2 separate regions of the Homo sapiens genome follow, and region 1 is linked to region 2. A link is a contact called in ENCODE Hi-C or POLR2A ChIA-PET data. All regions are on one chromosome and are shown on one strand. The core of a region is the stretch at or near the end of the contact, and the rest is flanking DNA. Distances in the headings are between cores, read along the strand shown.

The links. Hi-C counts contacts between places; a loop is a spot of excess contacts on that map. ChIA-PET counts read pairs that join two places held with the same protein, here RNA polymerase II (POLR2A).
Region 1: a map of PC-3 shows a loop between it and region 2 (2.6-fold over the local background). The contact joins two enhancer-like sites. A Hi-C loop is called at or near these places in 4 of 168 maps with a recorded cell type or tissue (PC-3, endothelial cell of hepatic sinusoid, right lobe of liver and 1 more). POLR2A ChIA-PET finds 5 or more read pairs at or near these places in 4 of 52 experiments (OCI-LY7, WTC11 and activated T-cell).

What each region holds. Positions count from the first base shown.
Region 1 is chr2:172,441,333-172,446,544 of GRCh38, reverse strand. All of the region lies in intron 1 of ITGA6 (integrin subunit alpha 6), which reads right to left. Among named protein-coding and RNA genes, the nearest start is that of ITGA6, 16 kb to the right of the region's middle. Within about 2 kb of position 3,809, at least 13 of the 41 ENCODE cell types and tissues checked have a DNase peak (open chromatin) inside an H3K27ac peak, as active enhancers do; they include PC-3, where a contact is called at or near this core.
Region 2 is chr2:172,347,815-172,353,261 of GRCh38, reverse strand. All of the region lies in intron 4 of LOC107985960 (a long non-coding RNA gene), which reads right to left. Among named protein-coding and RNA genes, the nearest start is that of ITGA6, 77 kb to the left of the region's middle. Within about 2 kb of position 4,126, at least 2 of the 41 ENCODE cell types and tissues checked have a DNase peak (open chromatin) inside an H3K27ac peak, as active enhancers do; they include PC-3, where a contact is called at or near this core.

The DNA.
Region 1 (5,212 bases), core at 2,560-5,059, 94 kb before region 2:
CTTTGCACAGTGCTCGGCACATAGTAGATGCTTAGTAAATTTCTGTTATGGGAATAAAGTTTTATCATTAATTCATCACTTTTAATAATTTTAAATTCTAGCATGTTGTGACCAAGCAGGTTTTTCTATTTCAAGTGTACCAAGCATAAATATTATCAGTGTTAACTCAAAAAATAAGATTCATGTCTTAAAACCTGTTATCAAATAGTTCATCTGCAAAGGAAAAAGCGACTTTAAATTCCATCATTTTTCAATAAAATATTTTAAATAAAAAACAAGAAGAGAAAAGATAGACTTAATGAGCTCACACCTGGTGGGTCACCATACCCATTTTACTACTCCAATAGTTTAGGAAATACAAATTTTTCAATGCTTTGAAAAGGAAATTAATATGGTCACAGTTTATTTTCTAAATGAGATAAATGAAACAACAGGCTTAGTAGCTCTGCCAGAGAGTGCTGGCTGTCACCCAACATCAGTTCTCCTCTTTCCCATAGTAAAAGACTTTTTAGCTGGGCATAAGGCCACCCTGAATAACTACTACTCAACTGAACCTCCCTCTTTAGCTGGATGTGCCACACAACTCAGTTCTGCTGAATAGGACGTGTGACAAAGCATCACACTGCTGCTTCCAATAATTTTCCTTAGAAGATGGCATGCATGTGCCTTTGGCTCTGTTCTTTGCTCCTTTCTTCAGCTGCCTGGAATGTAGGTGCCACCACCTTGAGTTTGAGGTTGAGGCTCCAGTGGTGGAGCAATAAGAGAGCAAGTCCTGGGTCCCAACACCTCAGACCAGCTACCCAGATTTTTAGAGGCCGGGAAGACAAAGACAAAGCAAAAAGCAAAACCAAAAGAGGTCTTTCAGGCTTTTTTTTTTCTTTTTTTTTTTTTTAAAAAAGACGGAGTCTCACTCTGTCGCCCAGACTGGAGAGCAGTGGCGCAATCTCAGCTCACTGCAAGCTCCGCCTCCCGGGTTCAGGCCATTCTCCTGCCTCAGCTTCCCGAGTAGCTGGGACTACAGGCGCCCACCACCATGCCCGGCTAATTTTTTGTATTTTTTGTAGAGACGGGGTTTCACCGTGTTAGCCAGGATGGTCTCGATCTCCTGACCTCGTGATCTGCCCGCCTCGGTCTCCCAAAGTGCTGGGATTACAGGCGTGAGCCACCGCGCCCGGCCTTTTTTTTTTTTTGTTAAAAAAAAAAAAAGAAAAGAAAAAGACAACAGATTTAGAAATAGGATACTAAGAACAACAAAGGCAATTTACAAAGTATAAATACCAGCCGGGCACAGTGGCTCATGCCTGTAATCTCAGCAGTTTGGGAGGCTGAGGCGGGCAGTCGCTTGAGGTCAGAAGTTCAAACCAGCCTGGCCAACATAGCAAAACCCTGTCTCTACTAAAAATACAAAAAAATTAGCCAGGCATGGTGGTGGGCGCCTGTAGTCCCAGCTACTTGGGAGGCTGAGACAGCAGAATCACTTGAACCTGAGAGGCAGAGGTTGCAGTAAGCCAAGAGCCCGCCACTGCACTCCAGCCTGGGTGACAGCAAGACTCTCTCTCAAAACAAAACAAAACAAACAAAACCTACAGAAATCAAGTTATATGCCTAAACGCTTACATTGTTTAATACTCCATTCCTGCACTTACAGATTTAAGAATATTTAGGGACCAGTATGGCTTGGGAACCAATTAGCGAGCACAGATGGTGGCCATAGCACGGGAGCTACAATCCAGGGGCTCCTCGCTTATGAGGGCATTTCCCCTTTATTGCTGGGTTGTGGGGGGGAAATACGTGGCGATTAGGGGGGTTCCTATGTGAAAACTGGCCAGGGAAGTAGAGAAAGAAACTCAGGGGGGTTTGGGGCAAAGCTATTTACAGGTTGAGTATCATTTTTCTGAAATGCTTGGGACTACAAGTGTTTTGGGTTTTTGGTTTTTTTTGGCGGGGGGCGGGGGGCGGGGATTTTGGAATATTTGCATTAATACTTACTGAGCATCCCAAATCTAAAAATCCAAAATCCGAAATGCTCCAATGAATGTTTCTCTTGCATGTCATGTTGGCAGGCACTCAAAAACACTCAAAAAGTTTCCAGCTTTGGAGCATTTCAGATTTTGGTTGTTCATATTTGGGATACTCAACGTGCACCAACCAGAATGAAAGTTATTTCAATATTTTAGCAACTAATACTTCTTTGTGTATACTGAATCAGTCCTACTTGGACTTGCTATTGCTGAGATAATATAGTGTATGCCTGTAGCAGCTACTACCTCCAGAAAGCTTACATCTTCTTTTCTGCTCCATAACAAACTGGCAGACCAAAACCATAATTAGAGATATCAAGGAAGTTACAAGAATGGTGGGTTCAAGTCTTGGCAGTACCACCCGTTAGCTGAGTATCACTATGGATTATCTGTGAAATCGTTCTATCTAAATATTCTCATAGGGTGTTGCAAGGATCAAATGAAACGATGGGCCAGGCATGGTGGCTCACTCCTGTAATCCCAGAACTTTGGGGGCCAAGGTGGGAGGATCACTTGAGCCCAGGAATTTGAGACCAGCCTGAACAACATGGTGAAACCTCATATTTACAAAAAATACAAAGATTAGCCAGGCGTGGTAGTGCATGCCAGTAGTCCCAGGTACTCGGGAGGCCGAGGCGGGAGGATCACCTGAGCCCAGGAGGTTGAGGCTGCAGTAACCCGTGAGTGCACCACTCGTACTCCAGCCTGGGCGAAAGCGTGAGACCCTGCCTCAAAAAAGAAAAAAGAAATAACATCAAGTAACTTTGTAAACTCAACACAGTGATAAAACATGAAACACTATACGCAATCTTACACATTCCAACAAGCCATTCTAATTTTAACACATACATTTTAACAAGCATAAAGTACAGCTAGGACACAAACATTGAAGCCTTCAGGGATCCAACAGCTTGGGCATAAGGCTGGAAACTCGATTGTTGAAAAGACTCTACTAAACCCACTGATAGCGTAGCCTGTGGTCCTATCAGATGGTTAGGATAGAAAGGAATGAGGGCAGCCACTCCTCCAGAATCAGCCGTGACCATTAAAACAACAACGCCGGCCAGGCCACTCTGCACTAGGAATTAATTAATTCACCTTAAATTAATTCATTTAAGGTGAAATGAGGGAAGCATAAAGTTCTTCACTGCAGCACTGCTTTTAACGGCGAAGGATTAGAAATTATCTGAATACCCAGACTGGTTAAATAAATCATAGTTCATCCTCGAAACTGAGTATTATGCAGAGATTAAAAATAATAAGGAAGCTCTTTATTTACAAGATTGAACAGGCATTAAAACATACCAAGAGAAAAAGAGCAAGGTGCAAAAGAATCTACATGGCAAATGGGTAAAAAAAATCTATGTACATATTTGCTTGTAAATGTATAGGTAGCTCTGAAAGATTCACAGTAAGCTGGTAAAACAATGGTTGCCTCCAGGAAGAATAGGATGCCCAGAGATCAAGGGTGGGAGGCTGACTTTCATTCCATCTTTGTAGTTTTAATATTTGTACCATGTGACTGTACTACCTATTCAAAAATAAATTAAAAATGAAATTTTAAAAATGGAGGTCAGTCCATGGACACGAGGGTCACTGAAAATCTTGCAGAGAAAATGATGGAGATAGTGAGGTTAAAAAAAAAAAATCAGCGCCCACAAGTCATGAAGCAAACCTTGTAATTGCATAAAACAAGCTCACACATGCTCTCTTTATGTGGGCAGTTGCTGGCAAAGAGTCAAAGATTGATTTTTACAGCCCGTTCCAGAGGCATGACAACACATCAGTAAAGCAAGCTCACAAACACGTACCTACTGTGCGCCAGGCACTGTGCTGGCAACTGGGGCATTACAATGAAGAGTGAATGTAAGGCAGAGGGCAAACTACATGGAAGAAAAGAGGTGCAACAGCTGAAAAGGTAGATAAGCTTTCCTAGGGAGTCCCACAGTCAAGTGAGCTGCAGCATAAAATGAATGACATCAGAGACAGGAACTCTAACCTTCCCTATGAACATCCATGGCACTGACAGCATTCAGGGGAACCTTTCAGCTATGAAAATACATCCAACAAGAACTCCTCACCCTTCGTCTATCCTCCTTTCAGAAAGGACTGAATCTGTCCTTTCTAGGGGAGTCCCAATATTCAGACTGAAAGCACTGTAAAGTGCTGTTTATAAATAGCTGCAGGGTCCAAATGCTTTAGTCCTGGATGCTGTGGGCACTCCTCAACCTGCCTGGGGCAATCACTTCCTACCGGGAGGAGCTGGGTTCACCCAAGCAGAGTGAGTCAGTGGCCTGAGTCAGGCACCTCGCCTTTCATCTAATCTAAAGCAATGAATGAGGGGTGTGGCGGTAACCAGGACTCCTTATTCAGAAACATGACGCAGGGGTTGGTGAGAAACATGGGGAACACACAGCTGCTTCTGGATTTGTGGCCACAGGCAAATCCGAGCCTAGTTTCTAATGGAGAAATGTTTATCATCTGAGCAACTCAGGATGGTACCTCTCTATGATGAGAAAGAGATCTGGACAAGTTTGATGGGACACGAACCGACGTACTTAAGCTTCTGGTGGCATTTTATAAAAACAGACACATTAGCTAGCTGGACCTCTGCTTAGGGGTGAGGGCGGGATGGGGTTCTAGTGGGAAATGAAGCAGAAACAACTCAGGACAAGAAGGGAATTGTAGGCACAGCTCTGTCTGTAGCTGGCTGCAGGACTATGACAAATCCTAGGTCTCCATTTCTTGTTCTATGAAATGAGGATGGTGGTCTACCTTTCCAGGCCATTCCCCAAGTTCCTTCCCAACTTCTACAAGTGGAAAATAGTTTCAATTGTAAAGAAATTCACAAAAACATTGGGTATTACTAGAATGTGTCTACTCTCGTTCACAGATGAAAACACCTGTGTCTTATGCACTGAGGTTTGATTTTTTTTTTTTTTTTTTTTTTTTTTTTTTTTTTTTAAAGAGACAGCGTCTCCACTCTGTTACCCAGGCTGGAGTGCAGTGACACAATCATAGCTCACTCTCACCTTGAGTTCCTAGGCTCAGGCCTTCCTCCCACCTCAGCCTTCCAAAGTGCTGGGATCACTGGCATGAGCCACCATGCCTGAGTTTAGATTTATTTTAAAGCATATTTTTAAGAGTTACAAGTGTCAGGCTCTGTTAAAGCTCTAGGCAAACACAGATAA
Region 2 (5,447 bases), core at 2,877-5,376:
TCCCTGGCCTCCAGGAACTTTCAGCATGGAGGAGAAACCAACTGAACAAATTATTAATGTGGGTATTAAGAGAGAAAGAAAAAGGCATGCAGAGGTTACATGTATTTTTGAACAGCTATAATAGACACATCTGGGATATCTCTCCAGCCCACAGTGACCTGCTTTCTCTGAGAACTACCTCCTCCCACAGCTATGGCATCCAGTGGCCATATTTACACATCATCACCTATTCCCCGCTCTGTCAGAGACAGTTGGACCAGGAGTGGACACCTAACCAAGCTGAGCCAAATTCTCTCTCCTGAGAATCGAATTGTGATTCAGAGCACCTGTAAACCCAGGCAATGTAGGCCATCTATATCTCTGAAGAAAAAGGAGGACAAATAGAACAAGAGACAGAGTCACCAGACCCCGTGTGTCCCTATCCACAGAGACTGAGAAGATGGCTGCCCTGCCCACGGATGCTCTGTCCTTTCTGGTTCTGGACTCCTGTGGGGCCTCGGCAACATTCCTACCATCGTGACACAGCCTTGTATCCTATGAGACATTCCCCCTTTCTTCTTCCCCTGGCTCAGGTACATTTGCTGTTACATCCCAAATAGTCTTGATGAGGACCTGAGCATAAACATGCCCCGGTTCATATAAAAACAGATGTAGATAATCAAAAACAGTCAATAATCCATAAGCCATTTCTGGCTATGGAAGATAGCGTAAAACAAGTATGTTTAAATTGCTGGACTTCATAACACCTCTGATGATAGTACAAACCCACAGCAACATTAAACTGATTTGCCCAGACCTGCAAAGCCCATCCATTACCCTTGTTCTGCCTCAGGCTCTGCTCCTCTCTGCTCTCTGGTCCTTACAAGGCCTGAGTAGCATCGCCTCTCCCCTTCCTCACTCTACCTCATCTCCCCAGAAAGTCCACAGCCACTCCACTGATGCCAGGCTCAGCCTGACACATCTTTCCTGGGAGAAAGTATTTTTAAAGGCCCTTCTTGATAGCAGCAAGCAAAAGAGACGGCAGCCTGAGCAAATAGTCACTAGAAGAGGCAAGACTGCTTTGGGAAGAGTTTACCATTGCACCTCAGATGATGCGGAAACAAACAGAGCCTGCAAGAGAAGCCAGAGAGGCCCTGAGTGGCTTCCTGGCCGATGAGGGTCTCAAGTGTGGTTCAGAGATTTTCATGGAAGAGCCATGAGAAAGGAACCTGTTTGAGGATCCATATGAATAAAATTGTTGAGGGGACAAGGGCCAATTGTCTGGGTGACAAGAGTGTGTGAGCAGGGGTGGGGGTGGCAGGAACTAGAGCAGGAGCTACAAAGCCTGGGTAAGGCCCTGTATTCCTGGAAACAAAATCCAGCAACTGCATTAAAAAGGGATTTCTTTGTATAACTCAAGCTCTCCTTGTGGCAAAATAATCCTTCCTTCTTCCTGTTGGCAGCTCCTCATGAGCAAAACTAGGTTAGAAACACACACAATCACACACACATTCAGAGACACACATAGACTCACACACCGCACCACTCACGCTACCGCATGTTCTGAGGGTTGCCCTCATTGCCTCCCAACACATGTCCAAAGAAGTGTATGATGCCTATTGAATAGCAAGGTGCCCTGAGATCACGTTGGGGACCCAAAAATATGCACATAAGGAGCAGCTTCCAGTTCACCAAGGACTTTGTCCTGTTTATTTCATTCAATCGCAGAACAAGAAGGCATGGAGGACCCTCAGGGAGCTCCCTTCTAATACAGCTCCCTCCGTGTCCATATGAAACCAAGGCCTAGTGTGGTCGCCAAAAAATGACCCTAGGCCAAAGTAAGACCTTCTAGCCTTGGCTAGATTTTTCTTTGTTTCCCAATCTAATAGAACAGGCCAGCCTGGCCCAGCTCCCAGCTCCAGCACACGAGGTTTTGCCAACAGGCTTCACGAGTGCCCAGCAGAAAGGTTGCCAAGCTCAGACCTCACCCTGGCTCATTATCCACAGGCAGGGCTCTCCCATGACTTTCTGGCTGCCCTTGCTGCCACCTCTCTTTGTGGGACAGCTGTACAAGTTTGGCCGCTGGTGACTTCAGTCACAGGTCTTGTTTTTGTTTGGCGGATAAACGTGATCAAGTTCCAAGTCCTCCTACTGAGACAGAGGGTATTCTGATTCTCTGTGACACCTGCACCATCTTAACATTGTCTGTGTCACCCAGAGCCTGGAGTGGCCCACGCCTGAGTCTTGAGGACAAGGGACCACAGGAGAAGAGGAAGCTGTGGTCGTCAGAGAGTCCCAGCACCCTCTTCTCTTTACAGAATCACCTTCCATGTTTGCCTGCCAGTGGATCTTTTCAGTTATTCTTTTTATTTTATTATTATTTTTTTGAGACAGAGTCTCTCTCTGTTGCCCAGGCTAGAGTGTAGTGGCATGATCTCGGCTCACTGCAACCTCTGCCTTCAGGGTTCGAGTGATTTTCATGCCTCAGCCTCTAGAGTAGCTGGGATTACAGGCATGAGCCATCACGCCTGGCTAATTTTTGTATTTTTAGTAGAAACAGGGTTTCACCACGTTGGCCAGGCTGGTCTCGAATTCCTGATCTGCCTGCCTTGGCCTCCCAAAGTGCTGGGATTAAAGGTGTGAGCCACTGTGCCCAGCCTCAGTTATTCTTTTGTGCCTCAATGATTACAGTTCTCCCATTTCCTGAAAAGCTTCTCTCCTAGGAAACACTTGGACCATCCAGTAGAGTCACTGACTGTAGCTTAAAAGACCTATGTCAATCTTTCTAAAAGTGAGGTAGACATCAGAAACACTGGGTCTTTGTTAAAAATGAAGACTGAGGGCCCTCTCCCAGCCTTTCTGAATTAGAATCTCTTGGAGTAGTGGCTGGAAATCTGATGTTTTACAAAAGTGCCCCAGCGAAAGTGATGTACATCAATGTGAGTCTGACTCAATTATGCCTTACAGTATGGAATAATTGTGCTCCCTGTGTCCTCTGGGTCTTGTCTTCTAGATCTCTGTCAAAAAAAGGTAAAAGATTGTGAAAATGCTAACTTAATGACTAAGATTATTTCTTGGAGGCAGGGGTCCATTTCTTCTGCCCTGACTTCACCTTACCTCATCAAGCCCCAATAGTAGACAGGATAATTGCCCATGAAGGATACCTAAAACCAGAGACTCATGGACCACCTTCCACCTCCTTTCCATATGGAATTTTAGTTCCCCCCCACTCCCACCCCACCAAACCCTGTGAGATGGATTTCAAAGTTTAGTGACCACTTTGGGAGCACAAATATGGGGTGTTTTTTAAAATTTGTTTTATTTTTATTTATTTATTTTTTAAGACAGAGTTTCACTCTTGTTGCCTAGGCTGGAGTAGAATGGCACCATCTCGGCTCATTGCAACCTCCGCCACCCAGGTTCAAGCGATTCTCCTGCCTCAGCCTCCTGAGTAGCTGGGATTACAGGCACCTGCCACCACGCCCAGCTAATTTTTGTATTTTTAGTAAAGACAGGGTTTCACCATGTTGGCCAAGCTGGTCTCGAACTCCTGGCCTCAGATGATCCACCTGCCTCGGTCTCCCAAAGTGCTTGGATTACAGGCGTGAGCCCCTGCACCTGGCCGGGTGTTTCTTTTTGTGCGGCAAAGGTCCCTGGAGCCATTGACCTCCACTTTACTTGTTTAGAAAACAAAATGACATGAGGATTCTGAGACTTCATTTCAGCTTGACTTCAGAAAGAAGTCCACAGGAATGCAAAAATCATCCCTTCCTTAAAAAACCAAGTGTCATCTAAAATACCTAGATAACTAAATGAGATCTTGTTCTTGTCCCCAAGATGACTCTTCATCCATTGACAGAGGGATGAAACTTGATAATTAAGTCTGCAGCCTTGTTCCAATCATGAGCAAAAAGCTGACAATGCATCCTACACATATTTTGTGTCTGCATCTTGCTTCTGAAGAATCCAAAGCACTTCCACCTGTCTCTGTGTGTCCTCTGGCACGGAGGATGGCAGACATCCACCCTGATTCATAGATGACCCTTTTGAGGCCAGAGAAGTATGTGATTTGTGCAAGTAGAACATTTCAGTAACAACAGAATTCCAGAAATTGATTAAGGTGATTTACTCCTTGGGTCAGAGAGCTGAGCCACTCTCTTTCTGCAAAAAGTCATCTTTTCAGTGCCCAGGACATTTTAATCTTGTTGGCATTCAGTGTGCAAATAAAGCTGACTCACAGGTAAAGCCATCTCCGGACACTTTTCCCCACCTTTTATACCCTGCTTACTGACATGAGGGTTTTCACCTGTTCCTGTTATTGTAGGAGAAAAAAAAATCTAAGTAGTTAATTAAAATAGAATGTTAACTTACATTATTTCCCTGAGATGCAACTGGATTATGGAAGAAATGCTTAGAAGAGGATTGCTTTACCCAAATAAATGACTAGTTGATTTTGAAATTTTAGACATCAGCAGGATAGGAAACTTCCAAGTATTCTTTTTAAAATGTGTTTAATGGATATACTTATGAGTCAGCTTTATTTGCAGACTGAATGCCAACAAGATTAAAATGTCCTGGGTACCCAAAAGGTGACTTTATGCAGAAAGAGGGCGGCTCAGTTCTCTGACCCAAGGGTCAAGTACCTTAATCAATTTCTAGAATTCTGCTACTACTGAAATATTCTACCTTGAACAAATCACATACTCCTCTCGCCTCAGAAGGGTCACCTGTGGAACATGGTGGATGTCTGCCCTCCTCCATGCCAGGGGACACACAGAGACAGGTGGAAGTGCTTTGGATTTTTCTGAAGCAAGCAGAATGCCAAAACCTATCTATAGGACAGCAGATATTAGAATGAAGAAACTGTCAAACACAAAATTAAAAACAGAATTTAAGTAACCAAAGTCTATCTAAAAATCACCCAAAGAAGGTGATTTTGGAGGTCTGGAATCACAATTTTAAATGAACTTGTAAAAATTATCCAATCTGGAGACATCCATTATAGACCAAGATGGAGGATCAGAAACCGAACTTATTCTTCTACTCCAAACAACGAAAAAATCAGACAAAATATATGAAACAACAGTTCTCAAGACATTGGACATCAGGCAATGAAAGGCAGTGATCCCTGAAAGATGGGATAACAGATGAGGTGAGCCCTAAGATTTTCCCAGCTTACTGCATTGAGAGAGTTTCCAGGCCACAGTGCAAGGAGGAGAAACCCAGATGGAGTCAGCTGTCTCTCTGAGTAGAGGAAACTGGGGAGGCCGAGGTAGCTAGAGCTCACAGGGTGGAATACCAGAGAGGAGAGAGCTGCAGAGAGGACTCTGGAAATCTGCAGAGGATCCCCCTAAATATTCAGTTGACTATTTGTTCGATATAAATGAGAAGAAACTGCCTGACAGTAGGAAAGAATTACCTGAAATAATTAAGGAATAAGGAGTACAGGGAGCTCACCTAGGGCTGGG